Linked DNA regions of Homo sapiens: regions 2, 3, 4, 5, 6 and 7 are each linked to region 1. A link is a loop called in an ENCODE intact Hi-C map of the cell type or tissue named here. Cell type or tissue: mammary epithelial cell. All regions are shown on one strand.

Region 1 (4,000 bases):
CAAACAGAAGTTTCAAAATGACTCTGCCTAGCAAACACATCACTGTACTTTAAACAGAGTGATGTTTTCTATCCCATATTTTCGGAAGGTTAAAGCACACACAGAGGCAAGAATCATGACAGACAGCAGATCCTAAGAGAGTTTATTAACTCTTTAGGTAGATTAGGCAACACTTGTTTTTAAACTAACTACAAATCAAAGTCTTTTTTTTTTTAAATGATTCAACATTACTACCATGCTACCAACAGATACATAAGGGAGAGAAAAAAAAAAGGGCTGCCTGTTCCGAACTCTGCTTACCTAAAATTTGCATCTAGTCACGTGCCATTTTTAGAAGATGTCCCCTTCTGAGATAATCAAGATACTTGTACAACAGGGAATTTAGACTTAATTACCAAACTTTAATACCATGTTATATAGGTCAAGTGAGTATGTATACCTTTCTCCAGAAACAAAGGAATTCCGAATAATAGGATTTCAGATTTAATTGTAGAATTAGCAAAATGTTTTGAGAATGTCATTTACCGCAACACAAATCAATATTAAATGCTTTATGCAGGAAGCACACTTTCAGAAAATGGGCCGTAAAGCTTTCTGGGATCCGACCCTAATTACTAGAGCAGGCTCTTGCCGTTTGTCTCTCTCTTCAATTATTTACAGGGCAAAAAAGCCAAATGGCATTGCATTAGCTACATTAAATGGTATGGACTTGGTTTCTAACTTACTAATGGTATATAAAAATTACTAAGGTAAATGTGCCTGTAGAAACATGGCTTTTTTTCTTCCTCACCTGAGTGGGTGTATTTATTATTCATATTGTTAAGTGTTGAATAAGCTGTCCTTTAGGCACCCAATGCTGCATAATTTAAACAAGTGCATTAAATATATAAGATATCTAAAAGGTAGTGCATTGATTATGCCACAAAATTTCTTTGAACAGCTACCATGTAGCTCACAGAAAACTAGCATCTCCTGCAAGTTCCTAAAACAAATACTGTGAGAACTACACAGAGATGAATAAGGGGTATCCTTGCTGCTACCATCTTGCTGCTTTCTGGTGACCCAAAGTAAAGTGGGAATTGGGGGAAGTGAAAATGAGGCCCGGGATTGCTAGGACATTTCTGGTCTCGAAACTGACAAGTGTCCTTTTTACGTAGACAAATACAGGGCTATGTCGTAAGTACATGAAAACGTGGACCACACACATTCTAAGAAAGAAAAGGCTGAATCAGAGATTCTTTGTACCAGGCCGGAAATGCCCAACTACCAGCAAGCAGAGCATGATTACAACCTCCCAAAGAAAGTTCGGACACTGCATCCATACCTGATTCTTTTGTGATCTAGAAGGGCACCCAGAGTTGTGATAGATGTTAATGGCTGAAGAAGGCTGCTGCGTCCAACTTCCACCCTCCCAAATTCTGGCGGCTGCTTCCAAAGCAGTGAAATTTCCAGTCTTCATGGCCCAAATAATTTTTTTAAATGAGTTCGGGAGGCATCAAATTCTTATTGTAAAAATAAGATAGGCCCACTAACAAAGTACCCAGGGTCCCTAGAAAGCCAGGCGCAATTTGTATGGCTACATGTCATCAACTGTTGTTACCCAAGAGTGTGCCGAGGTCACTTTTTAAAAAGCAACATTGGAAATCGATCTGTGGCAAACATATAAGCTAGTTTTGTTTTTGTTTCTTTTTTAACCAAATACGAAGTCACTTCTTTCTCTGCACTGAAATCTGCCCATTGTCCCTCCTTTGCAAAACCTCTAGAGATTAGAAGGGACATCAATGAACGCGAGTGAACTTTGGCCACTTTTCTACCCAAAACACCAGCGTAAAAGTAGAAATCAGTAACCAGGTGAAGTGCCACACCGCACAAAGATCAGAGGCGAGGGGCGGGCGCTCAGGGCCGGAGGCGGGGAGGAAAATATCCCGGCCCCGCCGCCCCTCCAGCCCCAGTCATCGCGTGCGCGGGAGGTGGAGGGGCGTCCCTGGGGGGCGGGAGGCTCCGCGCCACGGCGAGGGGAGCGAAGAGTTACAGCTTACAGGGCGAGGCCCTTGGAGAAGGGGTCGAAAAGCCGGGCCACCAGCGGATCCAGACGCGCACACCAGGCGACGGCCGCCGGCCAGCCAGGGCTCGGCGAGGGGCGCCGCTCGACCCCACGACCCTCCCCGCTGGCCGGGCCAGGAAGGGGCTGGTGGCTCTTTCCTGTCTAGTCTCTCCCCCCGCGGCTTTCTGTAACCCGATCCCCGCACTCCGCTCCCAGGGAAGCCGCCGCCCCGCGCGCCGCCCGGCTCTGCCCAGGCCAGCGCTATAGTTAGCAACCTTCCAGCAACTCCGCCCGGCGGTGGCGGGGGTTCGCCGCGCGCCCCCCTCCCCAGGCCTGACCCTGCGCGCGTCCCCGGGCCCCCTCCTCCGGCCGTCACCTCTCCCCGGCGCCCCTTTACCTTGGCTTGCAGATACTGGGGGTAATAGTAGGTGGCGTACTGAGGGTACATCTGCTGTTTCCACACTTTGCCCATGAAGCTGGAAGGGAGCCTGCCGTGCAGGGTCGCGGACACTTTGGGGTTTCCAAGTCTCGGGCTCTCCTGCCTCTCCCTTTCCGGCGGCGGCGGCAGCGGCGGCGGCGGCGGCGGCTGCTGCTGCTGCCGCTGCTCCACCTCCCAGCCGGGACCAGACGTCCTCCTCCTCCTCCTCCTCTTCCTCCTCCTCCTCCTCCTCCTCCTCCTCTTCCTCCTCCTCCTCCTCCTCCCAGGCAGAAAGAAAGACACTGCAGAGCGCAGAGGGCACCCCGGACAGGGCGCTCCCAAGGAGTTTCCTCCCGGAGCCCGACTGCTCCGGGGCTGCCAAGGGCTGGCGCGCTGGCCGCGGTCCGCTCGGGCGAGCCGGCTGCGCGGGGCTGAGAGGTGATCAATACAAGTGGAAAGTGCGGCAGCGGCGGCTGCGCTTGGTGCCAGGCGGCATCTGGGGTGGGTGCGCCCGATGTGGAGAGAGGAGAGGGGCTGGCGTTCCGAGGCCGTGGGGGAAGGGCGGGCGGGGGCGGGGCCTGGGCGCCGCCGAGCCCGGGACCCGCTGGAGGTGAGGGCTGAGTTTTAACCACTCCTCACCTCCCAGGCTCGCGGTTGGACGGGCGGAAGCCCTGTGAGTCCAGATCGCTTTGTGTCGGGGGTGGGGAAATGGGAGTGGGAGTGGGGGTGGAGGGGGAATGCGGGGGGACCCAGCTTAAGAACTGCAGGGCGGGCACCTCTTTTGCTTTCCCGAGTTTTTATCTTCGTAAGGGGGAGGGGAAATAAGGGAAAAGAGGAAATCTGATTAATCGTTCACTTCCCACCGCCCAGTAATTTTTTTTCACAAGGGAAGGAAAATGATTTAATGCCCAACAAAGCTGGAGTCTGGACACCTGGGTTCTGTTCCTCCCACCCACCCCCGACCCGGGGCCACAAGACTAATCTAGGTGACCTTGGGAGGGTTAGCGTCCTTCGGTTTGGTTTTCCCAGATGTGAGACGTGAAATCATGCCCCTTGCACAAGGGGAGGCAAAGCACATACATACATACACACACACACACACACACACACACACCCCTCACAACATATAGACGGATCCTTCTAAGAGGGGGATGCCGCAAAGAGGCAGAATGTTATTAGAGGACACAATATAGACATCAGCTTTTCTCTGCCTCTTTCTAATGCTGCCAGACAGTCTGTCAACTCCCACTCAGGAGCAAGGAAACTCCCTGAGTTTGGAATATTTTAAGGCCATTTTGAAAGTCACGCTGGCATATTGTTGCAGTGTGCTTCAGTGACATATAAAATCAATCTCTCTTTCTGCCTCTCTCCATCTCCTAATTGTCACAGCTCTAGACAGCCTCAGACCAGCAGTGGTTCAGTTCACTACATAACTAGATATAATTTAATGGAATTAATTGGTCCCCGAAGCTGCCTGCAGAAGACTTTTATATTCCAGCTCAAAAAGAGAGCTAATACCAAAATGTACATACGGATAG
Region 2 (4,000 bases), 200 kb after region 1:
TTTGTCAATTTTATTTATGTTTTCAAAAAACAATTTTTTGTTTTGTGGATATTTTGTATAGTTTTCTTCATTTCATTTATTTCTGCTCTGATTCTTATTCCTTTTCTTCTACTAATTTTGGGTTTCGTTTGCTTTTGCTTTTCTAATTCTTTAAGATGCATTGTTAGGTCATTTATTTGAAGTTTTTCTTCGTTTTTGATGTAGGCGCTTACAGCTATCCTACTGTGGCTGAGCTGGTATTCAAGATGCAAGACAAAGTCCTCTTTACTCTTCACTTTCTTCTCCTCAAGCAGAAGGAAGAAGTCACTTCTGTTGCTCCCAGCTGCACTGCCTGGGGTTGGGGGAGGAGTTGTTCAAGCACTCCTTTAGCTGTTCCATCTGTCCATCTGTTGTCTTTCTAGGTCACTTGCCACCCTAGTCCACTGGCTCTAAGCCTAGCCCAGCACTAGGAGTTGCTAGCAATTACAGTCCTTTTTCAACTTTACCTAGGACCCCAGAACACTTTGGCCCATGCTGGCAAGGCCTTCCAAGAAGCTCAAGTTCTGCCCACTGGGATGGGTGATTCTCCTCTGGCTGTCTGGTCCAAATGCTCCCTCCATGTGTAGGCTTCAGCTGAGCCCAGCATGGCTTTGCTCTCCACTGTGACAGGGCAGCAGTGAGTTCAATGTGAAGTCCACCAGTCACTGCACTCTCCCTCCCCGACATGCACAGACTCTCTCTCTGTGCTACTGGTGACTGCCAGCAGATTAAGGAGGGGTGGCGTTGGTGATTCAGGACTGTCTCCTACCCTCTTCAATGCCTCTTTCAGCAATATGAAACTAAAACTAGGTACTGTGATAGCTCATGTGGGTTTATTTTTTGTTCTTATGATGATGCTTTTCTTGTGTGTGGTTACTTGTTAAAATTTGGTGTTCCTGTGGGGGAAATGAATGGTGTAGGCTTCTATTTGTCCATCTTGCTCCCCTCCTATTTTCATTTTAAAGATGATAAAAACTTGTGTATCATCAGTTAGCAAAAGTCTACTGAGTGCTTTAGCTAAACTCTGTGTAAGGGAGGGCCCTTACCCTTATGGAGCAGAAGTCCATCATGAACGACAGGCGTTAAACAAGTAATTATAAATAATTAAGTAAAACATTATAATCAGACAAAAATGACATGAAATATCAGGTGCTCTGGGAATATAAAACAAAGGTTGGCTATGGGTTTTGGTAGGGGTGGATAGGTGTTAGCTAGGTGAAAGGAAGGAAGTAGAAGAAAGAGAGCATTTAGGCATAGTGTGAAAGCAATGCAAAGGCCCTGAAGTAGGAGAGAGCATGGCACATACCCGGAACCAATAGGAAGTACAGTGTGGCTGGAGCTCAGAGAATGAAGGTAGGAAGTGGTTGAGGTGGAGATGGAGATGGAGATGGGGATGGGAGTCATATGAGGAACATGGCAGGCTATAGGAAAGGAGATCCCAGAGGAGGTGAAATTGAAAATGAAGATGGGAGAAGGGATAATTGCCGCAGGAGGTTCCTGGAGAAGTTAGAAGGAAATGGAATTCTGACTGCCTCTAGGCAACTTCACATGGGTGTTGCAGAGTTGTTTCCAATATGTCAAAAATGGAAATCATCTCTCCCCTTTTCAGTACCCCTCTCCTGAAATTTCCTCCCCAGCCTCCTCGCTCCCAGCTCTTTACCCTGTATCCTCTCTTCTGGTAAATGATATCAACCTATGACTCAGAAGCCTCATTTAGAACATAATAAATCTGAGGATAGGGTTACACTAAACTTCTAGTAACAATCACCTGCTCCACGTGATCAGTCATCATGCCCTAACAAGTTTCTAATCCTAACAGCTTTCAAAACAGCTCTCCCCTTTCCTCTACCTCCAGAGACACTGTCCTGGCTCAGTCTTTCAGTTTCTCTTGCCTGGGTTGTTACAGCAGCCTCCTGACATTTCTTCCTGTCTCCAATACATGCAGTGCACAGCTGCCAAGGTACCCTTTTTAATACTCAGATACATGGACATGATTCTTCTCCACATGAGAAAAAACTTTTGCTGCTTTTTCCATTGTCTGGAATATAAAATCCAGACTCCTTAGCTCAGTGTACATGCATTTTACTGTCTGGAACTCTTTGATATTATCTCTTGCTTGCCATCTCAGGCATATTTCAGGGCTATTTGCAACCTCTCCACTTACGTACATCAGGCTATAAATCCCCTTTTCATCACATCCACGTGATAATCCCAACTCATCCTCAAGGTCAAGTGTTCTCTCCTCCAGAAGGTCTCCTCTGCCCTTCCCACCCCAGGCAGGTTACAGCCTCTTCTCCATGCTCCCATGGTGCCATGGACATGTACTTATCACACTATCACAATTGTGGGTCTGCTCTCTGTTGCTTATACTTAACTGAGCTTCTTCGGGCTGGGAATTAACTGAACCTGGTTAATTTTCAAAGTCCCTGAATCCAGCATAGTGCCTGGCATAAGGCAGATATTCAATGGGAATGAGGAGTGGGATCTCTTTCTTTGGCAGTCTACTTCGATTTTGTTTGAGTACCCCCAAATTCTCACCATGGAACAACTTTGAGATTTTGAATTAGAGCCCAGGTTAGTCAGGAATTATACTTCACATATTTGAGTTGTAATTACATCATATCAGAAACCACTTGCGAACTTTTTGCAGTAGCCCATTGTAATCTGATGTATTTAATTTGTTATTATGACACCCTCCCAAAAGGACTCAAAGTAGCTTATAAAGGTAACAAAGTTTCAGAAGATAATTTTGGTGGTCACTGTAGGTTGTGATTTTCCTCCTTTTTCTGTCAATCAACCCCTGATTTTGTCCAGGTGGTCATAGGCCCAGCAAAAAAATATTACATTTCCCAGGGTACCTTCCAGCTGGGGTTGGTCATATGAAGAAGTTCTGGCTAATGAAAATAAGCAGAAATGGCACATGCCTTTTGATATCTGTGCTGCTTCTCTTCATCCCTGGAATTGAGGATTCAGCCCTGGAGTAGAACCGCCATCTTGAGAGCACAAGACAATTGTGAAGGAGAAAGTCTCCTCTCCGGTTATGTGAAAAAATAAAACTCTACTTTTTAAGCACCCATCTGAGGAGTGTCTCATGCTTACAACCAAACCTAATACCTGACAGAATAACAGTCAGTGAGAAATATGAAACAAAAGAAAAACATAGGCAGGAACATAACGCAAAACCAGGAATCTATCTACAGTGTGTACTAAAATATGTACCGTGAAGTGCTATATGCTCTCTATGGGCAGGTCAGATATTCATTTCCAAGATGTCTAGAGGACAATAAGAGGAGACAGATGTGGTCAGTTATTTGTCCATAAGAAAAAAGCATACTTACCCAGAAAAAGAAAATGAATTTTGATGGCAAGACAAGACAGATATTTCTCTCCACTGTTGTTTACAGCATGAAAAACAGTGTTCTTGTCAGTAGCCCTACAGCAGCAAATGTCTCTGGGTAGTTCTAGTAACTGATGGTCTCATCCAAAGTGCAGTGAAGAAAACAGTTAGGGTATTTAGACAAATAAATGGACCACACATCTCTCAGGCAATCCTTCATAGCTAGGCTTCCTCTACTGTTTTCTAGGTGAACTACATTAAAAATCTTACGAAAACTGCAGACCTCTGAACAGAAAATTGCACATACACACCAAATTTTACCAACCATTTAAACTCAAATTAACCAATCAAACCCAGAGTTAAGGGTTTGAAAATTCCAGGTTAAGAACCCAGTCCCAATCTGTATTCTCGGGGGGACTTATTTTACAAGATGTTTGTTTTCATGTAAGTATGATGAGCCACTGTCCCAGTTTTCTTGAGAGGGAACAGTTTCTTGGGATGCAGAATAAGTAGAAAATCATACACCTTAACCGTTTGCCAAGCTTTGGTGTGTGGGGATGTGTGTACGTGTGTGTGTGTGTATGCGTATGCATTGTGGAGGTAGGTAGGCCTCTAGCTGTGAAAATTAAGGGTTTCACAAGGATA
Region 3 (4,000 bases), 150 kb after region 1:
GAATGGGGGTAGCCCCTTTCTTCTGTCTGCTTTTGTAGATTACCCTTTTTTTTTTCCTTTTAAAATTTATGTCCCTTCTTAACTTTGGCTTTCTAGTCTTATACATTCTCCTGAGGGATTAGGCTTTTGAAAAACAGCAGGAGGAAGCCTTTCTCTGTTTTCTATCCCTGAGATAATGAAGCTACAATCAAGGGAGGAAAGCCTGATACAGACAGACTGGAGAAGGAGGAAGTGGAAACACAAGGAGGAAAAGCCTTGGAGCAATTATCAAACTAATATCCAGCCACAAAATTATTGTTTTTATTATTTTTTAGAGACAGGGTATCACCATGTTGCCCAGGCTGGTGTTGAACTCCTGAGCTCAAGCAATCGCCCACCTCAGCCTCCTGAAGTGCTGGGATTGCAGGTGTGAGCCCCCACACCTGGCCTGAGACACAAAATTATTAACAGGACTACATTAAATTTTCCAATGGCTTTTTAAACTATTGACCCAGCTTTCTTACGTCCTGACAATAAATTAAATTTATCAGATTGGGGATGATCAAGAGAGTGGTCTTTAATGCAGTTTCAGGGATGAGGAAACATTGATGGATCTCTCCAAGATTCTATTTTAGGAAAAATTTTTGCATGAATATTGACTGACTCAACCATATATATTACTGATGACCAGATGATGCATCTGTTGATTTCTAAGACAAGCAATGTAACCAGACCCAACAAATGAAGAGCCAATTATCTTGACCTTCTAAGTCAGTGATCCAAACCTAGCTCAGAATCATTAAGGCTCTTATAAAAAATAAAAACCCAGACTCACTCCTGGACATTGCCATCTGGAGGAACGCCAGGCAATCTGTAGTTTTTAAAAGTTCCTGGGTGACTTTGGCCAATCTGGAGAAGCACCAATCTAAAAGATGAAATTTATTTAATAATCTGAGCCATGATTGCTATATATGTATGGTTCAGGCGAATATGAATATTTAGTGCTGTTTGGATACTGTCTACTATCATCTGCATAACAGCTGCCTTAGCAGAATTAGTTCAATAGGTTATACTTCTGTACCTTTGTTTTTAAAATACATAATTGTATTTAAAAGAAATGTATTAGCCTCTTGTATATAAACCTTTACTACTGTCCCATCAGTCTGGTAGGAAGATTTCTTGCCATTTGATAAAAGGAAAAACTGACACTGTTTCTAAGAAGCACCAAAAGTTAGTCAATTATGAGGACATTCCCAGATATTTTTTAGCAGAATAAACTTAGATGTACCCTTCCATATTACCTCAGGTCTTTGAGTGTCTATTTAGTCGTCAATTGGCAGTATCTAGTCCTCTTAATTTAACACAATTAGCATTTCTGAAATTAATCACCAAAGCATTCTAAATTACGCTGTTTGCTAATAGGAAGGACTCATTTTCCATGGAGGGCTATTTTTAAAATACCTGCTTCGGTGCAAGAATTTCATCTGCTTCAGCAAGTATTGTGGGTGTGCCTATGAGTGTGTGTGTGCTGTAGTGAGCTATACCTATCACTGCCTTTTTGCATTCTTGGCCAAGATACCATGCCAATCAGGCACAATAATGCACAATACAATAACAAAACTCAGACAAGACTGGGTGAATTGCTTAACCGCATGTGTCTGGTACATTTAGAACAGACAGTTGATCTGGTAGATTCAGGAGACATAGAACAGTCTTTCCAGGTGCTAAAATTCACTGGATATTTCAGTTAAGACAATAATATACATATTAAGAAGCACCTAACAAAAAGACACTGTCTAGTTAATTGTATAACAAAAGAGAGTCTTTGTTAAGGGACTTAATGCAGAGCCCAGCCCAGAAAGCCCAAGAGCTGGTGGAAAAGGATTTCAGGAAAGAAAGGAGAGGAATGTTAACCAAGCTAACCAGCTGAAGCTTATCACTTCCCCAGAAGTTGCGGTCTTTAGACCTGTTTGTGTAAGAGGTAATAAAACCTGGCAGGCTGGTACCTGTTAAGATGCCAACATAGGTGGTTTGTTCATGCAACCTGAAAGTCGGCTCTGCGCTCCTCCATGTGGGGGCTGGAGTAGCTACCTGGCCCTTGTCCTGGCCCTGGGGCTAGAGTCAGGGAGGCAGGGAGCAAAGTAAAGTTTGAGAAAAAAAAATCAGCTTTGGCCCCAGTGCCACCCTCTTTTCTCTCAGTCTCTGCTTGCAGTGTTGCAACTGTGTTTGGGGGTGTATGCTAACTTTGGGAAGACGTTGGCAGAGTGCTTTGAATGGCTATGTCATTTTTCATACAGCTGTTTTCTACCCAAGTTTTCTGGTTAAGTAGCATTTTTGCTTTGGTTTGCTTCCCCATTTTGACATCAATCTGTGTCCAGTGTTCTTCAGTGGTTCTCAGAGACTTGGCATCTGGCTACACTGATGTGATTCAGGTGCAAACACAGACGGTTGGAGAGAAAGTGCCTCTACTGGAAAATGCCTCTAGAAAGCACTTCTGAGAAGCTTGCTCTTTGCCACAGATACTGCTTTGCTCCATTCTAGCTTGGTTTGGCATACCCATAAATGTCTCCATACGGTTTATTAGGTTTTTGGTAGTAAGCTTATTCTAAAATAATTGGCTAAATGAAATGAAAACAGTCACAACTTGTTCCATAAAGAGATGATCTAATTTCAGCAAATCAGTGCCACTCGTTCTGGATTTTATCTTATAGTTTGTAAACATGGAGCAGGTAAGAAGTATGAGGCAGGTTGACAGCATTGTCTAGGTTGTGCACTGAACATCCTGGGGTACACCATTTAAATAGGCTTCTTTGAGTACTGACAAAATGACTCACCTTGCTGATGGCAGCGGCAGGCCATCCGGAGGGGCCGCTGCTATCATGTGGGCTGCAGTGGGGAGGCGCAAGAGGCGGCAGCAGGAGCAGCTGTGAGAGCAGCAGTGGTGGCGGTGGGTCCCCTGTACCCCGCGTCCCCGAGGCAGCCGACTGCACCACCCCCACCCTCGCACGGCCGGGCAGCACCTGCTCTCGCGCCCGGCCTCCACCGCGGCCTCAACCTCACTTCCCACTGCATGCTGGGGGAGGTGAATACCTGGCCGACAGCGCAGCTGGTACACGCAGGGCCGGCCCTAGGAGCGTCAGGTTCATTTGTGCCGGGTTGGCCCGAGTGCTGCGCCACCTGCACCTCACCCACTGCCCTGGGAGCTGAGCCAGTCTCCCACCGGTGGGGGAGCAGCGCGGTCAGGCACAGAGGGGCGGGCAGAGAGAGGCCCCAAGGTGGAGCTGGGTCTGGGGCAGTGCCACATTCCACAGAGCTGGCAGGAGCAGGCAGGATCCCTACCCTCCCAGGCGTGGCTGCAGCTGTCCAAGTTGCTGCTGGGGACCCAGGCACAACTGTACTCTCCCGGGCCCGGGAAAGCTTTCCCTTCCCCCTACAGGCTCGGAGGTGTCTGCTCCCACTGCCTGGCTTCTCCCCTCTGTTAGCGCCTGCTCTGATCACAGAGAAAAGTTGAAGACAAGCCCAGGTGCTGTCACAACCTGGCTAGGTGTGCTCACGCTCAGGGCAATGCTAACAAGCCAGCCCCCTGCCACCTAGGCCCCCTCTGGACTTTGGATGCCAACAAGCTTGGGAGGGAGACTGAGGGGGCACTGAGGGCAGCTTGGCACTGGTCTGCAGGCGCCCCTTGGCACAAACAGCCTGGGCGCCATGAACAGTGGCAAGAAGCAGACAGACTACTGTGGGGAGGGGGACAGGTCCCCCGTGAAGCCAGGGAGGTCCTGAAGCCTGGGGGCCAGGCTTCTAGTCCTGCGGACAAGAGTGGGAACTTGTGGTGCCTTTTTCCAGGCCTTCCCATGGCCATGGACCAATCAGCGTACACTTCCTCCCCTCTGAGGCCCGTGAAAGCCCGGACTCAGCCAGACTAGAGGAGACAATGGGAAGACTTAGCTGCAGAGAGAAGCTGCCCACGCCAGAGTCTCCTCTCTGCTGAGAGCTGGGGAGACAATGGGACGACCCTCTCTGC
Region 4 (4,000 bases), 430 kb after region 1:
TTAAAACCTATTAACACCAATACTTTATTTTATCCTATGGATTGTTTGCATAATCCACTAAACTAATCCACTAATCCACTAAACTAAGTCAAATCTCTTCAAATAACTTGTCTCTAGCCATCTTATTAGAAGCAAGAATAAATTTAGTTAGACAGCTTCTGGGTGGAAGAAAGGATGGGGAAAGTAGAGGTGTTTACCTAAAGTGAAACAGGATAAAGAAGGTTTAGGAGGAGGTGGGAGAAAGAGAATGAGAATCAAAGAAGAGGTAATAGTATATCAGTCTTTGGAGACAGGAAGATGAAAGAGGGAGGCAGAGGGTTGGGAGGCAGACCAGGGACAAGGACAGGGAACACTGAGAATATGACCCTATTGTGATTGGGGAGGGTTTTAGGATTGGCTGACACTGGTGTTCCAAATAGAATGAGCCATAGGTCACTTCAAAGCTGCATCAGCAAATGTCCCTCTTCACCCACCTCCATGTTGATGCAAGATACAACTCCAACTGAGGGAGAATATATAAACCAACTTCTTTGGATTTCAAACAAGATGTCCCTTTGCTGTCTGATATTGAAAGTATATACATCTGGTTTCAATATAAAACATATCTGCACCCTACACACTTGTCAGAGAGCTTAACCTGGCCCACTGTGTACAATTTTATTGTATTTCATTTCAAGGTAATTTCAGGAATAAGTAGGATATAAATTACCATAAATAACACAAACTTAAAACACAGATCCTCCCTCCTGCTTTAGGATTGGTGCACTATTAGATAACCCTGGATCAAATAGAAAATATTCCTTGTACTTTCTTTGCTCTGCTTAAGAAGGCAAAAAACTGTTGTATATTTTAGATTTTAATCCAGACACTTCACTTAAAATATAAAAGTATTGGCATGAAAAAGTGTCAGCTCTGGAAAACGTGTCTATGTGGGACACCTCATTCCCCAGCAATGTTAGCTAAATGATGTGCCGCTATAAGAAGCAATGATGCATGACATCAAAGAGAGTTGGACCCACCACATTTCATCACACTTTCTCTGGCATTCCAGAAGACCTCCTTGTTCTGCCTTCTTTACCACTGCTGCAAGAACTGAATCAAATATCCGGACCTTCCCCTGACAACTGAATTGATAACATTTTGATTTTTGAATTTCCATTAGAAATAATGCATGGCTACATGGCAAGAGAAAAGAAAGCAATAATGTGAAAAGCTTAGATACACCATGACATTATCATTTTATATAAATGTACTTACATTTTAAAATAGATAGTAATGAGTCATTAGAGGAAAGATATTGTATCTTTGTATTACAGTGCTACTGAGCTTAATGCTGAATGTCTCTTCAGCAGCCATAGATAGAAAGGGAGAGGGTAGGGTTGCTCCTCACTGACCTCTCAGGCATTATTCAGGACTATAGCCACATCATGCAAATATTTAATCAGTTCCTGAAAATTGTCAGCAAGAGGCAGTTAGAGAGAGGCAGCATTCTTCATTTATTACTGGCACTGCTGTAATAGTACTGAAGAAAGATAGAGGGGCACTCTAATCCCCTGTCCCTCAGCTAGACAACTGAAAATTCTTACTCTATCAGCAAAATGTGTCTATCAAAATCAAGACATAAGGTCTCGAAGACCATTTCATTTGAGAAAACATGAAATGGGACTAAATGGTGGGCACACGGTCTTGAAATAAAAGGTTACTTTTGATCCAGGGAGGGAGAAAAGATTGACCTCAAATGATCCTATGTCCAGGGAAGCCAATTTTAAACCCTGCAGTATTTATATTATAACTTCCAAAAAAATTTTAATCTGAATTTCTGCAAAATTAACATTAATGGAATACTGAATTTGTATGAGAATGAAACTAATCTCAAAGAAAATTATGTTTAAAAACCATTTTGAGAGAGAAATTATCATGTTTTGCTCTACAGGGAAAGGATTCGTGTTGACAAGTCAAACAAAAAGGAGGATGGGAACCAGTTGTCCAGGGAGTAGCAGGGCCAGGGCCTCTGAGCCCGCTGGCCGGCAGAGCAGGCAGTGCCCCCTGCAGGCCTGACTTCCTAAGAGTAGCTCATCAGAAATTAAGGACCTCACATAACTAATTGGGAAGCCAGCCAGCCCGGATTAGTCCACATCTAAGCATAGGCATCCCATCCAAGGTAGACTTCTGGAAGAGGCTCCAGAAAGGGCCAAAGATGGCTTACAAAGAGATTTTGCTGCCCACCTGGTTGTAAATGTCTTTTTGTTTTTTTTGTGGTGTTGACATAGCAAGGCTCCCAAACAGTACCCTCACAATGGTTTTTCCATACTGTCCAGGACACCTCCTTCAGACAAACATGGAAAACATGAGAGTATTCCAAATAATTACAGAGGCTCCATCCTCAGGGCCCCTCCCCATCATGGGCATCTTGCAGGTGTGGGCAACAGCACTGGATAACCCCTGTCAGGGAATGGAGGAGGAAGGCAGGGCTGTGCAAAAATGGAGTTTTGCAACCCAGAGATCCCTGTTGATTATAGATCCATAAACTCAGACAAGTCACTTAAGAATAAAGTCAGTGCCAGTTGATGACTGCTGCCCCAGAATAATTGTAAATAGTGCTTCCTTACTCTAAAATATCCCAGTTTGGGTTCTGTATTAATACATGGGTACTCTATGACAAACATCATTTACAAAAAAGTAATCTTCTGATTTTTTTTAATGTCTGTTTGTAGAAACACAATATAGATAGCCATAATATAGGCTCTGTTCAGTAAAGAATCAGTTCTGATAAATTGGCAATGAGAGATAGAGTATTATGAGAGGCAATGAGAGGCAGAGTATATGTTGACTCTTTAAAAATTGCTATCTTGATTTCTTCATTTTTGTGTGGGCAGTGGTGATGGCAGCAGGATGGGTGGTATGTGTGCGTGTGGAGGAAATTGTTAATACCTCTTAAAAGGCCTTTAGAAGGTCTTCTAAGTAAAGACGTCATACAATGTAGTATTATTATAACTTGTTGGAATTGATTTAAAAGGCTTAACAAGCAATAATATAGAGTCATTTGAAAAGTCTATGAGCAGAAGAACGACCAGGGACATGGGTGGAGTGGGTAAATTTCTGAATGGCAGTCAGATCACCTCTTCTGTCTAGGAAGAACATAGAACTGATCTGTGTGGGACAAAAAGCACTTGCATAATGAAGCCAAAACCCAATAGGAAAATCAGGACACCACAAGGAGCTCAAAGTTTTGTTTTGCTTTTGTTCTTTAATCAAGGGAGTGGCAGCTAGTTTGATGGAAGCATTTTTGTGTTAGAACATTGTGGCAAGGGAGAGAAACCTTAATTTCTGTAATTCTTTACCAAGAACTCCTTGCTTTGTCTTTAAAAGTGGGTTAAGCTAATTGTCTTGCCAGGGATTATTGGAGAGAGTCAATGGTGGGTGTGTTAAGAGCCTGGAAGCAAAATGTGAGTACTGTCCCCGGAAGGAGAGAGGTGGGATAACCACTGGGCTGCTTCAGGGTCTTGCTGCAATCTCTTTAACATCCACAGGTCATTCCGAAAATCAGAGTCAGCATGCAGCATGGAAACCACTTCACAACACTTGTTTTATTTCCCCTTTTTTTGGTCCATTGCTGAAAAATGCATGAAAATCTTGTAAACTATAATGTAAGAGGGCCCCAAATCATGGTGATTTTGTACCTCTTAATTCAAGAGGTAAGAGTGAGCCCAACAAGGGCAGCTCGAGAGTGGAAGGCGGGAGGCCCCATTTATTTTCTTGTAATGGCTCCAGCCTAAGTTGCCTTTTATCCACTTAGGCCCACACGATAAGTTCACTCTGGAAATCTCTTCAGCGTGGCTGCGTGCAGATGTAATCGGACCTGCTCTGGGTCGTCCTAATTGCAAACACATTTCTCTCCCTCTGCGGCCATTCCTAAGCAGGCAGTGGTCAGAGCCTTGCCAGGGTTTTCTGGCATCTTCTTCCTGCTTTGTTTCCAAATCTGCATTTTTCTTTGAGAAAA
Region 5 (4,000 bases), 170 kb before region 1:
ATTTAATTAACTTCACAACAATCTTATGAGGTAGGTGTTATTATTCCCATTTGTGCATATGAGAAAACAAAAAGCTCATACAAGTTTTGAGCATTACACCTTGCCTGAAATCCCAGAGCTCACAAATGAGTAAATTTTCATGGCAACTTATCAATGAAATGATTTTGAGAAACAATGCCCTCTGAGTATGGAAGAAGAAGGGTAATGGAAGGTCTGTACGGTACTCAAATATTCATTTTCCAAGCACAGGACATTTTTTACTCATTTGTTTTAAACATAAGAAATAAACACGTGGCTTATGGTTGAAAGAGGGATAACAAGACAGAGGATGGTGAGTAGAAAAAGAGTGATTTCTGACATTTATCAGTTTTACTTTCTATTGTGGTTTTCCTTGCAAGTTGTGGAGTAAGACTGAAAGACTGTGATTTCACAGAACATCAGAAACGGATTCCACTCTGTCTGTGGGGCAGCTGCATACTGGCCTTCTGCAAACAAGTGGCACAGGAAGCTGCTTATTTGGATTTACCTAAGGTGCTGAAGGGCTTCCCTTTCCTAAAATATTCTTCTTTTGGGCTGTCCACTCAATTATACCACTTCCAGCACAAGAGGCTCCCATTAAAATACAGACCCCAGAACTAGAAGATGCAACCCTTGAAATCCGTCAGGCCCTAGCTAAGTTAGCTCCTCAGTGGGCAACTTGGATATCTTATTGTGGCAATGCAGTATAGAACCAGTAGTTTTTGATGTCATGACAAAAGAGCCAGGAAAGGTCCAGATCTAGAATATGAGGAGGAGCCATATATCAAATGGCACCTCAGGGACTGGGATAAGGAGTGGGAGGGTTCACAGTAGTCATCATCTCTCTCTACTCATTTTACTTGCAGTAAGATTTAAAGTGAGGGGTGAGGGGGAGCTGTTATAGACAGTTAACATTTAATCTAATTCTGTTGTCAATCACCAATGCCTGTAAGAGTAACAGACATCTGGGTACAAATTCATAAAGCAACCAGATCTTCACCTCCCCTTGCTCCTATCTGTAGCTTAATTTTTTTTTTTTTTTTAAATCATCAGCCAGGCACGGTGGCTCACGCCTGTAATCCCAGCACTTTGGGAGGCTGAGGTGTGCAGACTGCTTGAGCTTAGAAGATCGAGACCAGCCTGGGCAATGTGGCAAAACACCCTCTCGACAAACAATACAAAAATTAGCTGGACGTGGTGGTGCACGCCTGTAGTCCCAGCTACTTAGGAAGCTGAGGTGGGAGGATCACTTGGGCCTGGGAGGCAGAGGTTGCAATGAGCCAGGACTGCGTCACTGCACTCCAGCCTGGGTGACAGAGTGAGACCCCCTGTTTAAAAAAAAAATCACTGTTACGGAATAGGGACATATGATGTACTAGGAGAAACAGGTCTCCTGACTGGCGGAATTCACACTCTAAGGACACTAAGAAAGTGCACGACCAAACAGCATGATGTAGAATTTCATGAAAGAAAAAAAAAAAAAAAAAAACTGTGACTATGAAGATTCTTTGGATTTCATCTGGCTTCAAAGTAACTGGGTTAGACCACAGCCCCAGCTACCCAGATTATAATATTCTTTGCTAGAGTAGATAATCCACTCCAGAGCAAGCTCTGACAGTAAAAAGATGAAGAGTAATTAAGAGACATGACTATATAATAATATGAATTTCAAAGGGAGAGGATAACAGGTAAAAGCTCATGTTCAAACCTCTTGGCCCAAGTGAGCTTGGCTAATAAAACCTTTTACTTAGAATTTACTAAAACTTCTTTAGTTTACACCACAGTTTTACTCATTTCTTTCTTTCCATTTAGATCTCCTCTTTCATCTGCTACAATATAAAATGTAGGTATATCTCAGTTTGCACTTAGTATATAAAGCTTAATTTTCTCCTCTGCCTCTATCACTTAGTTACTCCTAAATTCTACCTTTTTGGTAATTTATATTACAAAAGAAACACAAGCTTATTGTACACTTAGAAGACAAAGAAAAGTAGGTTGAAAAATTAAAATCACCTGAAGTCCTGGATATGATTATTGGTGCATATCATTATAGACTTTATCCACTGGCACGTACAAATGTATAAACGTATGTGTGTGCGTGCAAGCATGCGTGCGCGTGCACACACACACACACACAATTTTCCTGTGTGCTAGGGAACGTGCAGCTTTTGAAGAGTCCAGGTTATAAGCCAAAGCTCTGGAGAGTGGCGTCCACTCCAACCACCACCAACAGATGGCGACAATGGTTGTTAAGTTATTTTAATATTGGTCATTTCAGTTGTAAATTCATTTAAGGCACATGGGGTCATTTGCAGTGCTTGTGCTAGTTTTAGAATATTTTATGAATATTATTAAACCTGAAAACACAATGGGTGTGTTTAAAACAACAGTAAAAAAAAAAGTGATATGTATAAACAAAAAAGATACTTTAACTTTGAGAAAGGGCAGAATGTTGCTCATGCATATAGAATGATAGTTTTCATAATAGCTGCTCCTGAAGGACAAACAGGGATTCACACATCCCGTAAAAGACGCTGTGCCTATGTATATGACCATAATTAGCAAGTAGGAGGGACAGGGGATTGAAATGAGAAAAAGAAGAGAAAAATAAAACATCAACATCAGAAAACTTATGACCTCGTGAGTTAATTCAGGGGAATAATAAAAGTAATTACTTACAGGTATACAGCTCCTACTCTATGCCAGGCACTATTCTAAGCGAGATGTGTGTGTGTGTGTGTATATATATATATATATATATATATACACACACACACACACACACACACACACACATATATATGCGCCAATTATTTTAATCTTCTTAATCTTTTGGGGAGGTGGAGTATTACTCCTACTTTGTAGATGTGAAACTCAGGAGCAGAGTCAGTAAGGGACGTATTCAAGGTTACACAACTAAGTAGCAAAGATGGGAGGTAGAATGTTTGCTTTGGAGTTTAAAGGCCAAGCATGTTGACAGCTATGGAAACTTGGGTCACCAACCACAGACTGTGCCACAGATTGAAAGTAATTCCCAGTTTGACTCTGCACACAGCTCCAAAAGAGTAAGGAGATGAGGGGTGGACTCCGTAATTGCTAAGGTCCTTAAGACAGATGCTGATGACATTCAGGAAGAAGTTACCTGACTAAAGACCTTCTGGATACATGACATTGGTCTATCTTGGAATAACATGCCCAGTAGAGCATATACCTCAGTGAGGGGGTCGGCAGGACTGGCTTTAAAGCTTAAAAGGAATAACTAAGGTATCTATTTGAGGGAAATGAATTTGAGGACTACAAATCTATTTGAGGAAACCCCCTCTTGTTATTTTGGAGTTGCTGGGAAAAAAGAAAAAATACAATACACGTCCTCACACATGTACACACAGATGAATGCAGTTTTCTAACTCACTTTTTTGGCTGCTTTGTTTTTTCAATGGCCTCCCAGACAAAGGGGATTTCCTAAAACTTGCTTTAGCTCTTTCAACAGTGGTTGGATAGGGGAAGGAACACAAAGTATACATTACGTCTGTTTAGCAAATAAAGTTTTTTGGAGAATGAGGCCTAAAAATAGTAGAAAGGGTCATTACCCATGTTATTCTGAATTCTCACTACCTGGAATAATTCAGCTGGTTATATTTCCTTTATTTACTTGGCATGTAAAGTGGTATTTGGAGATGAGATAGAAGATGTAAAAATTTATTAGGCAATCAAAATCAAGTAAATTTTATATGACATTTACCTCTTTTGCCCTGATGATTTTCAATGTTTCTACTTCCAAGACACAAAAATTAAGGGTATAGAAAGATATTCCCCATTTCATTTGGTTGTTCTGGCCTAACTCTTACATTAGATAGCTGCCCCTTCCACTTGTGTTATATGGCTGAGTGTACCTTTATGAATAAAAGATTCCTGGTGTATGTAGCTGGAATTGAAGCCAGGGTTTAAAGGAGAATGCTTGGCAAGAAAAGCTACTGCAGAC
Region 6 (4,000 bases), 480 kb after region 1:
CTAAATTGAAAGCAAACATGTAAGTGATATAAGTGGTAAGAAAAGGCAGAGAGCAATACTGGCTGGAGTGATCAGCAAATATTTTAAAGCGTAGTTTAAAATTAAGATGGATGCTGAAGGAGGGATTTAGAGAGGACAGATGGAAAGAAAGAGAAGGGTATTCCCAGCAAGCATCTGGCAAAGTAAGGTGTATTCTTTAGGAAGAAATTTGCATTCTAAATAATAAATGTCCAAATAGATCTAAGCTTTACTTAAAAGAGCAAACTTCTAAGAAGAAACAAGTTACATTAGATCCTTGACAGAGGAGAGATTTTTTCCACTGAGAAGATGTAAGTGGAGCTTCTCAAATCACTTTCAAGAACTCAGAGATAGCTCTATTCCTGTGTGCCGAGATCTCTGCCCAAGGCATTTTGAGGAGGAGTATGAAAAACCTAGTAGTTTGGATTCCAGTGTGTTGCAATAATTTTGAAACACTAAGCAGTATATTCTCCTTCCTACTTTTATCTCTCTTCACCTTCCATTCCACCTGTTCCAAGCTCATTGTCTGATAGAGGAGAAGATCACAGAAAGTAGAAAAGAAAGGAATCTTTTCCTGGCTTTGGACTTTCAAAAGGCGAGTGAAAGATTTAGAAGAAAATGAGATGATTCCTTGGTAGTTGTCCTCATTTATACCTCCATCTCCAATCCCTTCATCCCCTCAAAGCCAGAGAAGAATTCCCCAGGCCTGGGGGAAGGTTTGGAAAATAGGTGGTGGGAAGTGATGTGAGAGAAATGTCCTCCTGGAAGATGCCCTTCACCTCAAGGACAAGAGTAGAAGCAAGTTTAAAGCCAGCCCAGCCTTCGCCCAAACAAGGATGTACATTAGGGGCTATGCTACCTGTCCATCCTTCCCACTGGCAGCTAGTGAGGACTTCCCTTCCACAGCATTCAGCACTTTGGCACTGGAGCGCCATCTTTTTCTGCCAAGTTACCACAGATAACTGCCTAGTCCAGTCCAATGGTTTTCAAACATTAATGTGCATCAGAATCACTTGGGGGGGCTTGTTAAGACACAGATGGTCAGGTTCCACCACTAGAGTTTCAGATTCAGCAGGTCCCAGGCGCAGATGGAGAATTTGCCTTTCTAACAAGTTCCCCAGTGATGCCAATGGTGCAGGTCTAGGGACCACACTTTGAGGAGTGCCCTAGGCAATGCCATAGGACATTTTACTCAACAACTTTACATACAAGTTGTGGGACCTTAACCACATTTCCTATCCCCTCTGTCCCTCAGTTAACATATTAAAAAAAAATAGGTATATTACCTACCTCATACAGTTGTGGGTAAAGATTAAATGAGATGTTGCTAAAATATTTATCAAGGGAATTGGCTTATGGCACGTAATATTGCTGTTTATTATTATTTATAACAACATTTAATATAAGGCCTCTCCCCTAATTGTTTTTAATAAATGTTTTCTGGCTAGCTGAATTGTCACCAAACTTTCACAATCCCAAAAGAAAGTTGGGTAAGGCTACACACTCCTGTCCCCGCCTCTGTTCCCATGTCCATACCCTAACAATGACAGGACCAAGAAATTGCCCTCTGGTCTATCCTGCCTGAAGCCTGAGCATGTGTCCCTCTAAACCCCTCCAGACCCCGCTATGAAATATAAAGAATGTCAGCAGGCAGCAGGCCTCCGTTGTTAAGAAGAGGAAACCGGCCGGGCGCGGTGGCTCACGCCTGTAATCCCAGCACTTTGGGAGGCCGAGGCGGGTGGATCATGAGGTCAGGAGATAGAGACCATCCTGGCTAACAAGGTGAAACCCCGTCTCTACTAAAAATACAAAAAATTAGCCGGGCGCGGTGGCGGGCGCCTGTAGTCCCAGCTACTGGGGAGGCTGAGGCAGGGGAATGGCGTGAACCCGGGAAGCGGAGCTTGCAGTGAGCCGAGATTGCGCCACTGCAGTCCGCAGCCCGGCCTGGGCGACAGAGCGAGACTCCGTCTCAAAAAAAAAAAAAAAAAAAAAAAAGAAGAGGAAACCAGGAGAGGCCGGCTCCCAAAGATGTGGTCCAGTAGGAATTCAGAATCGCCAGTATTCTTAGCTCCTGCTTATCTTGGATTGAGCCTTTGTTAGATTTTTTTGTTTGTTTGTTTTTAAAGCTAAGCAGTCTTGTGAAAAGCAGCTTCTCAGTAAGCTATATAGGCACTTCCTGGTTACCCATGATATGAGAATAACCTTTAAACTATTTCCATTTCTGATCCGGGCTGGAAACAGGAAATGCATTGGGTACAGCTTTAAACAACAACAACAAAAAGGGACCAAAAGATAAACCAAATTGTCCCAGGGTTCAGAAGAGGTTTATGCTAAGCGTTAGAAGGTTCAGATTTAGTGAATCCTCCCCCACTTTCTGCCATTCCAGAAATTCCTTTTAGAGGAGGGGGAAAAAAAAAGTGAAGAGTTGTACTAAATTGCAGAGCACTGCCATCTTCAGGGCCAATGAGGAAAATTTCCCAGGGTCAGCCAGATAAATCATCTTCCTAAACACTTCATTGAAATATAATCAGATGGTTAAAAATTTGACAGCAGACAGACTGGAACAGATTTTTCTACTGTTTCCAATGTTTGAAAAGTCAGTAGACACAGCTTTTTGTGGTGTATGAACATTTAAAAAAATATTTGCTGATTGAAAAGCCATTTACAATAAATAGGAAAGTTTAAATAGCTCAAACTGCATTGCCAAATGATGGGAGGAACACAGGCACAAACATATTGTTCAGAAAAAAAAAATTCCTTAAAAAGAAAAGTATGAATCGAATGATTTAGAAATGCTGTTTGAACAGATGGTGTGATTAACAACTAGTGTGTTAGCCATCTCAGGAGCTTACAGAGAAGTAAACAAATGCAAGGGGAAAAGAATCACTTTATTCCCCCAAAGAGTGTTTAGTTCATTTCTCTATGAAAATTTAGAAGTCTACATTTTGAAAGTTGGATATCCCTAGGGGATATTGGAAATAAGAAGTGACAGGAGTCTTTTTGGAGAAAGACCACATTAGGACAAATGCAGATGCTCCCCATACAGGCTGAGGTGTACAGTCATCCAAAACGCTGGAGGCAGGTGGTGCTGTGCAGAACACACAAGCCATGGAGAAAGAGGGCTGGGTTCTCACCCTGGTTGTAGCCCCAGTTACCACTGGCCTGGAAGGCTAGCCTTGTTCTCTCTGGACCTCAGTATCTTTCTTTGGAAAGTAAGAGTGAGAACCAGATGAGCTGTACAGCTTGCTTCAAAAACTTTAATGTGCACCTGGGGATCTCATTAAAATACAAATTCTAACTCATAGGCCTGGGGTAGGGTCACAGTTTGACTTTCTACTGGCCCCCAGGCAATGCTGATGCTGCTGATCCACAGGCTACATGTTTAGGACCAGGGTTCTAAGTCCTTCCAGTGATGATACTCTATCATCTTCTGATATTCCAGGTGTTGCTCAGGCAAGAATAGAAGACCAAGTGTCTACCTCCAAAAGGTATATGACTTTGAAATGGGTAAACATATATATGTATAAACATGTAATAAACATGCCTCATGCTGAATTAATTTTGAAAGCAAATCAAGTATTTATTTGCATTATGTAATTAACAATGGAATTGACTTTTGTGAGCAGGAGAGGTGAAGGGGAAGTCCTGGGAATTGGGTGTGGAGACCACATACTATATGGGGATGAGATGAGGGGGAGATTGAGATTGGGAGCTTGAATCACCCACCAGCATCCACACAGCATATTCAAGACAGATCCTGAGACTTCACCAGAATCTGACACTTTTACTATATGAAGGGCACTGTTAAGAAAATAGAAAGGCCGGGCACAGTGACTCACACCTGTAATCCCAGCACTTTAGGAGGCTGAGGCAGGCGGATCACTTGAGGTCAGGAGTTGGAGACCAGCCTGGCCAACATGGCAAAACCCTGTCTCTACTAAAAGTACAAAAATTAGCCAGGCGTGGTGGCAGGCACCTGTAA
Region 7 (4,000 bases), 140 kb before region 1:
TACCTCACAGGAGGTTTAAAAGTCAGAACCAATACTTTTAAATTGTGATTTATTAAGCAGGCAAAATACAGGTAATACAAACCTCTGCATATGAAACACATATCCAGGCAAGTTGCTGAATGTTTCCTGTCTTCAAATAATTAAAGGCGGGGCAATTAATTCAATGCCAAAGTAAATTCCTACCAAGAATGGGTATAAGAAAAATCACATTTTAAAAAACTTTCAACAAAGATGTCAATCAAGCTAAAAGTTGCTAGAAATCATGATTTTGAGTATTTGCTGACTTTAATGTTTACTGACAGTCCAGGAAACTGTTGTGCATCCACTAATTTCTTTGCAGGGCCATTAAGAGAAGGGACCAGATTCTCCTTTCCAATGGAAATGCATTAGATATCCAAAATATCAGCATTCCCAAGTGAGCCACTTTGATAATAAAAATAACGATTGCTATACAAACTGAAAAAAGAAGGTGACTAAGCAATGTTCCTTCTGTGATTTTAAGGGTAGTCAAACAGAGAGCATGAGAAACATTTGCTTCTACCTCTTTCCCCAAAAAGTTTGAGGCTGCTGGCAAAAATATATGCAACACCACAAGACAAAAATAGATATAAAGTTCAAGGTAAGTGAAGAAAAAATCAACCCAGGAGTAGTTTTTCCACAGACACATGAACCTGAAAGTGAGATCCTGCAGAGCTGCTAATGTTGGATGCAAAGCTGACTCATAACTTCTTAGTAGTGAACATAGGGAAATACAACATTACGAAATTGAGTATTCATTAGAGTAAAACCAGGTCCTGGGCTTAAGAGAAGTTCTGTTTTTCCCAGCTCTAATGCCGGAAGGAGCGTCTTCCTGTGGTTCCTCCTAAAAGCCATACTCTATGTGCAATGCACGGTCAAGGGATCACCTGGGGCCCAAGTACTGGAATTCTACAAGGGCAAATAGCTATGTGGTTAATGCACAAGGCTTTCTGATAATATTGCTGCATCCAGGGATAAATGGCACATTCCTTGGAACAGTGGCTACCAAATTAGGCTCTGAAGAAGTACTTTAGGGGTTCCATCAATTTTCCATATGAATATTTTGTATTTAAAGACTTCTTAGCCTTTAAGTACAAAAACAAATAATAGGAAATGCAGGCAAATATATAGCACAACAAATGTTAACTTACTGATGACCACATCTACATTAAGTTGCTTCAAGTGCTGACACTAGACAAATGTATCTCCTGCTATCTCTTTGTATAAGTGAGTCACCGATTAGGAAAGTTGTAACTCTGCGTTGGTATTCTTTTGGAAATTCAAGTCTGCACATGTCCGTTCATATAAAACTGTACAAATGACCTACACATCCATCATGCTCAAACAAATGCCAGGCCAAGAGCAGGTACAACTAGTTGGCACACACCCTCACCATGATCTAATAGACAGCTGTATAATACTAAAGTGCCTACCGCGTTGCATCATGATAAAGTGACATCATTGACTGGTACTGATGCTAAGTTTTGGGTGCTTCTGGTCTGACTTTTATATCTATTATGAGGCACGTGAATAGCTGTATTATTATGAATTCAATGTTGAGGCAAAAAAATTATTTCCAGTTTCTATTAAGATTAATTCAAGGGGATATCAAGACAAAATGAGCTTGTTAAAAATTAAAACCTTTTGCAGCTGCATAAGGATTTTCCAAATGTCATACAACCAAAACAAAATACAGAAATAAATTAGGTATGTTACTGATACTGTTCTGCAACTGTTATCCACATTTTTGAGTTTATCAAAACTGTCTCACTGTTCTCCCTGATAAGTTTATAAATGTAAATTTGTACTTATAAAGCATATAATTAAAAATACCACTTATAAATATTTTTGTATATAGTTTTGTTGAACATTTTTTTAAAACTACACTTGCTGGACTAGTTCTCTTAAACATGTCAGGAGATGCTGATTCTGTCAACCCTTGGAGACTGGGTGGGGCCTGTCACCTCCAGCAATGACCAGCCTCATCCATAGGTGGCAATCCAACATAATCTAATTCAATGCCAATATAACATAATACAAATATTATCCTTTCCTCTGTCTGCCAAGTTGGGAAGCTCTGTGATGAACAAAGAAACTCCAAATCCTTCATACAATTCTTCATAAATCTTATTTCTTCGAAGAGCTTGTGTCAAGACCTGCCCAGTGGAGAGGACAAAGTTAAGTTCTTTGGCAAGAAACTGAAGTACAGATATTTCATCCTCATGATAAAGAGCAGAGTTAAGTGTAACATTCACTTGTGAAAAGTAAAGTGGCAAATCAAGAAGAGTGGATATTTCAGGAGATATGGACTCTTTTCCCAAGCCTGCCCCTTCCTAGTTTTGTGACTCCAAAAAGGTCATTTAACCTTCCCTGAGCCTCAGCTTTTTCAGTTATAACATAAAAAGACGAAATCAAGCTCTCAACTGGGATTGACCATTAGAAGCTTTAAAAAAGCTTCCCAGTAGCAGTAACATTAATACATGCCAAAAGTGTTCAGAGCACTTGACATTAACCCACTTAGTCCCTACAAGAACCCTACGTTGCAGATATTATGATTATCCCGACTTTATAGGTAAGGAAACTGGGGCACAGAGAGGTTGAGAAATTTGCTCAAACAAGAGGCGGGGCCAGGTGGAAAGCTCTGAGCCTGTGCTCTTTAGTATAAGTGCCTGTTATGCTGTTTCTCCATTAAGTATCTCTCTGTCTTCTGACTCCTGAATCTATAGAAGGACCTGACATGTAAATTTTGATTCTGGTGCGTGTTCCTCGTTAACAGCCACTTGACTAGAAGAGATGTAAAGTTCTGTAATTCAGACTAGAGATGAAAAAAGTTCAATAAACTTTTTAATTAAATAAATGCTCAAATTCTTGTGCCTCAAAAATCAGAGCCAAAATTAAATAAGTATGGCTTTTAAAAGGTAATTGCATGCTGTCAAACTTAAACTAAGGGTAATGAATAGGGGTGGTGGAGGAAAATCTAAGAAACAAAATATTATCTAGCCAGCTACACAGGGGCATTGAAATAGGTTAAGCATTGGAGCAAAAGCTATGCCTCATATTAAGGGACAGTGAAAACAATTCCACAATTTATGGCCTGGCTTTGAAGGTGAAGATGAAACACTTTGGAAGCCCACTTGGAAAGCATCAGTGCTCCTGTCCAAATGGGCTAGCAGGCCCAATTTGTTTCGAGGACCACAAATGAATGTCTCTTTGTTTCATCTTTAAAGAACTAGTCCTTATGCTGCAGGAAAGTGTCCTTTGTAAATCTGGAAATCTAAAGCTGTACATGCAAATGCTGATACTCAAACACATGCTGATCTCCCATGCAGATTCCTTTATTAACATGTGACACTTAACAGAGGCAAGAAGATGCTATGGCACAAAGAAAAAATGAGGGAGACAAGTGGTCCTGGCCCCTTAAGCAATTTAGACAAGCGTTAAGTCTGGCATGGCCAAGTTAGTAAGCGCATAGACAGGCAAGAGGAGAGAAAGTCCATGTGCCCTGGCAGCACCATAAACTTGGTCAGGATTGTTTGTGCTGTGAGTCTACTTTCTCGCTAATTCTAGATACACCATTTATGGAAACTCATCTTCCTTTCCTCCCACTCAGTTCCACGGCTCTCTCACGAAATTTCGTCTCAAAAGTCTCCAGTTTGAAGTCAAACAATTCTAATCAAGGGAGTTGCAAACACTTTATTAAATAAAAAACAACTTTTCAAATAATTTATACACCTAAAACAAAGTATAAACATCTAAGAAAATAATTAAGTATTGGAGATCACTGCTGACCATACAGGCTATCTCGACTGAGAGTTTCGAATCCACTATAAATAATCAGTGAGTAATAAACAAACAGAACACCTGTTTCAGCTGACAGAATGTTTAATTACTAGTCTCTCTTCTGCACTGAAGATTCAACAGCCTGGAATTCATGCATTACTTCTTTCTGTTTAATAGCCACACCAAAAGTACACTAACTCAT

Evidence for each region. Hi-C counts contacts between places; a loop is a spot of excess contacts. Peaks named below come from ENCODE experiments on the same cell type or tissue, not always from the same donor. Only the 100,000 strongest peaks of a DNase experiment are listed, where the experiment ranks them.
Region 2: it touches region 1 in a loop (2.8-fold over the local background); 2 of 110 quality-filtered maps call a loop at or near these places.
Region 3: a loop joins it to region 1, with 6 times the contacts of the local background. A loop is called at or near these places in 9 of 110 quality-filtered maps.
Region 4: it touches region 1 in a loop (8-fold over the local background); 11 of 110 quality-filtered maps call a loop at or near these places.
Region 5: a loop joins it to region 1, with 2.3 times the contacts of the local background. A loop is called at or near these places in 40 of 110 quality-filtered maps.
Region 6: it touches region 1 in a loop (5-fold over the local background); 26 of 110 quality-filtered maps call a loop at or near these places.
Region 7: a loop joins it to region 1, with 6 times the contacts of the local background. A loop is called at or near these places in 3 of 110 quality-filtered maps.

Annotation. Positions count from the first base shown.
Region 1 is chr2:160,490,848-160,494,847 of GRCh38, forward strand. RBMS1 (RNA binding motif single stranded interacting protein 1) reads right to left here and starts at 2,960. Exons shown (of 14, transcript NM_016836.4): 1 at 2,442-2,960. The coding sequence starts at 2,516. RefSeq lists an enhancer at 2,501-3,021 and a silencer at 3,208-3,387. In mammary epithelial cell, no CTCF peak of the experiment used is centred here; DNase peaks (open chromatin) are centred at 1,174, 1,964, 2,244 and 2,594; H3K4me3 peaks cover 3,136 bases; H3K27ac peaks cover 3,390 bases.
Region 2 is chr2:160,694,066-160,698,065 of GRCh38, forward strand. No RefSeq gene overlaps it. Among named protein-coding and RNA genes, the nearest start is that of RBMS1, 200 kb to the left of the region's middle. In mammary epithelial cell, no CTCF peak of the experiment used is centred here; a DNase peak (open chromatin) is centred at 1,806.
Region 3 is chr2:160,645,301-160,649,300 of GRCh38, forward strand. LOC105373718 (a long non-coding RNA gene) reads right to left here and starts at 3,222. Exons shown (of 3, transcript XR_923526.3): 1 at 3,070-3,222; 2 at 2,814-2,903. In mammary epithelial cell, a CTCF peak has its summit at 2,060; DNase peaks (open chromatin) are centred at 1,601, 1,981, 2,841 and 3,081; H3K4me3 peaks cover 590 bases; H3K27ac peaks cover 2,060 bases.
Region 4 is chr2:160,917,053-160,921,052 of GRCh38, forward strand. No RefSeq gene overlaps it. Among named protein-coding and RNA genes, the nearest start is that of TANK-AS1, 240 kb to the right of the region's middle. In mammary epithelial cell, a CTCF peak has its summit at 2,055 (motif pointing left); a DNase peak (open chromatin) is centred at 2,049.
Region 5 is chr2:160,322,125-160,326,124 of GRCh38, forward strand. All of the region lies in intron 2 of RBMS1 (RNA binding motif single stranded interacting protein 1), which reads right to left. Among named protein-coding and RNA genes, the nearest start is that of LINC02478, 52 kb to the left of the region's middle. In mammary epithelial cell, a CTCF peak has its summit at 2,243 (motif pointing right); no DNase peak of the experiment used is centred here.
Region 6 is chr2:160,967,958-160,971,957 of GRCh38, forward strand. No RefSeq gene overlaps it. Among named protein-coding and RNA genes, the nearest start is that of TANK-AS1, 190 kb to the right of the region's middle. In mammary epithelial cell, a CTCF peak has its summit at 2,466 (motif pointing left); no DNase peak of the experiment used is centred here; H3K27ac peaks cover 412 bases.
Region 7 is chr2:160,351,364-160,355,363 of GRCh38, forward strand. The region is part of intron 2 of RBMS1 (RNA binding motif single stranded interacting protein 1); the gene reads right to left. Among named protein-coding and RNA genes, the nearest start is that of MIR4785, 55 kb to the right of the region's middle. In mammary epithelial cell, a CTCF peak has its summit at 1,993; DNase peaks (open chromatin) are centred at 748 and 1,348; H3K27ac peaks cover 1,981 bases.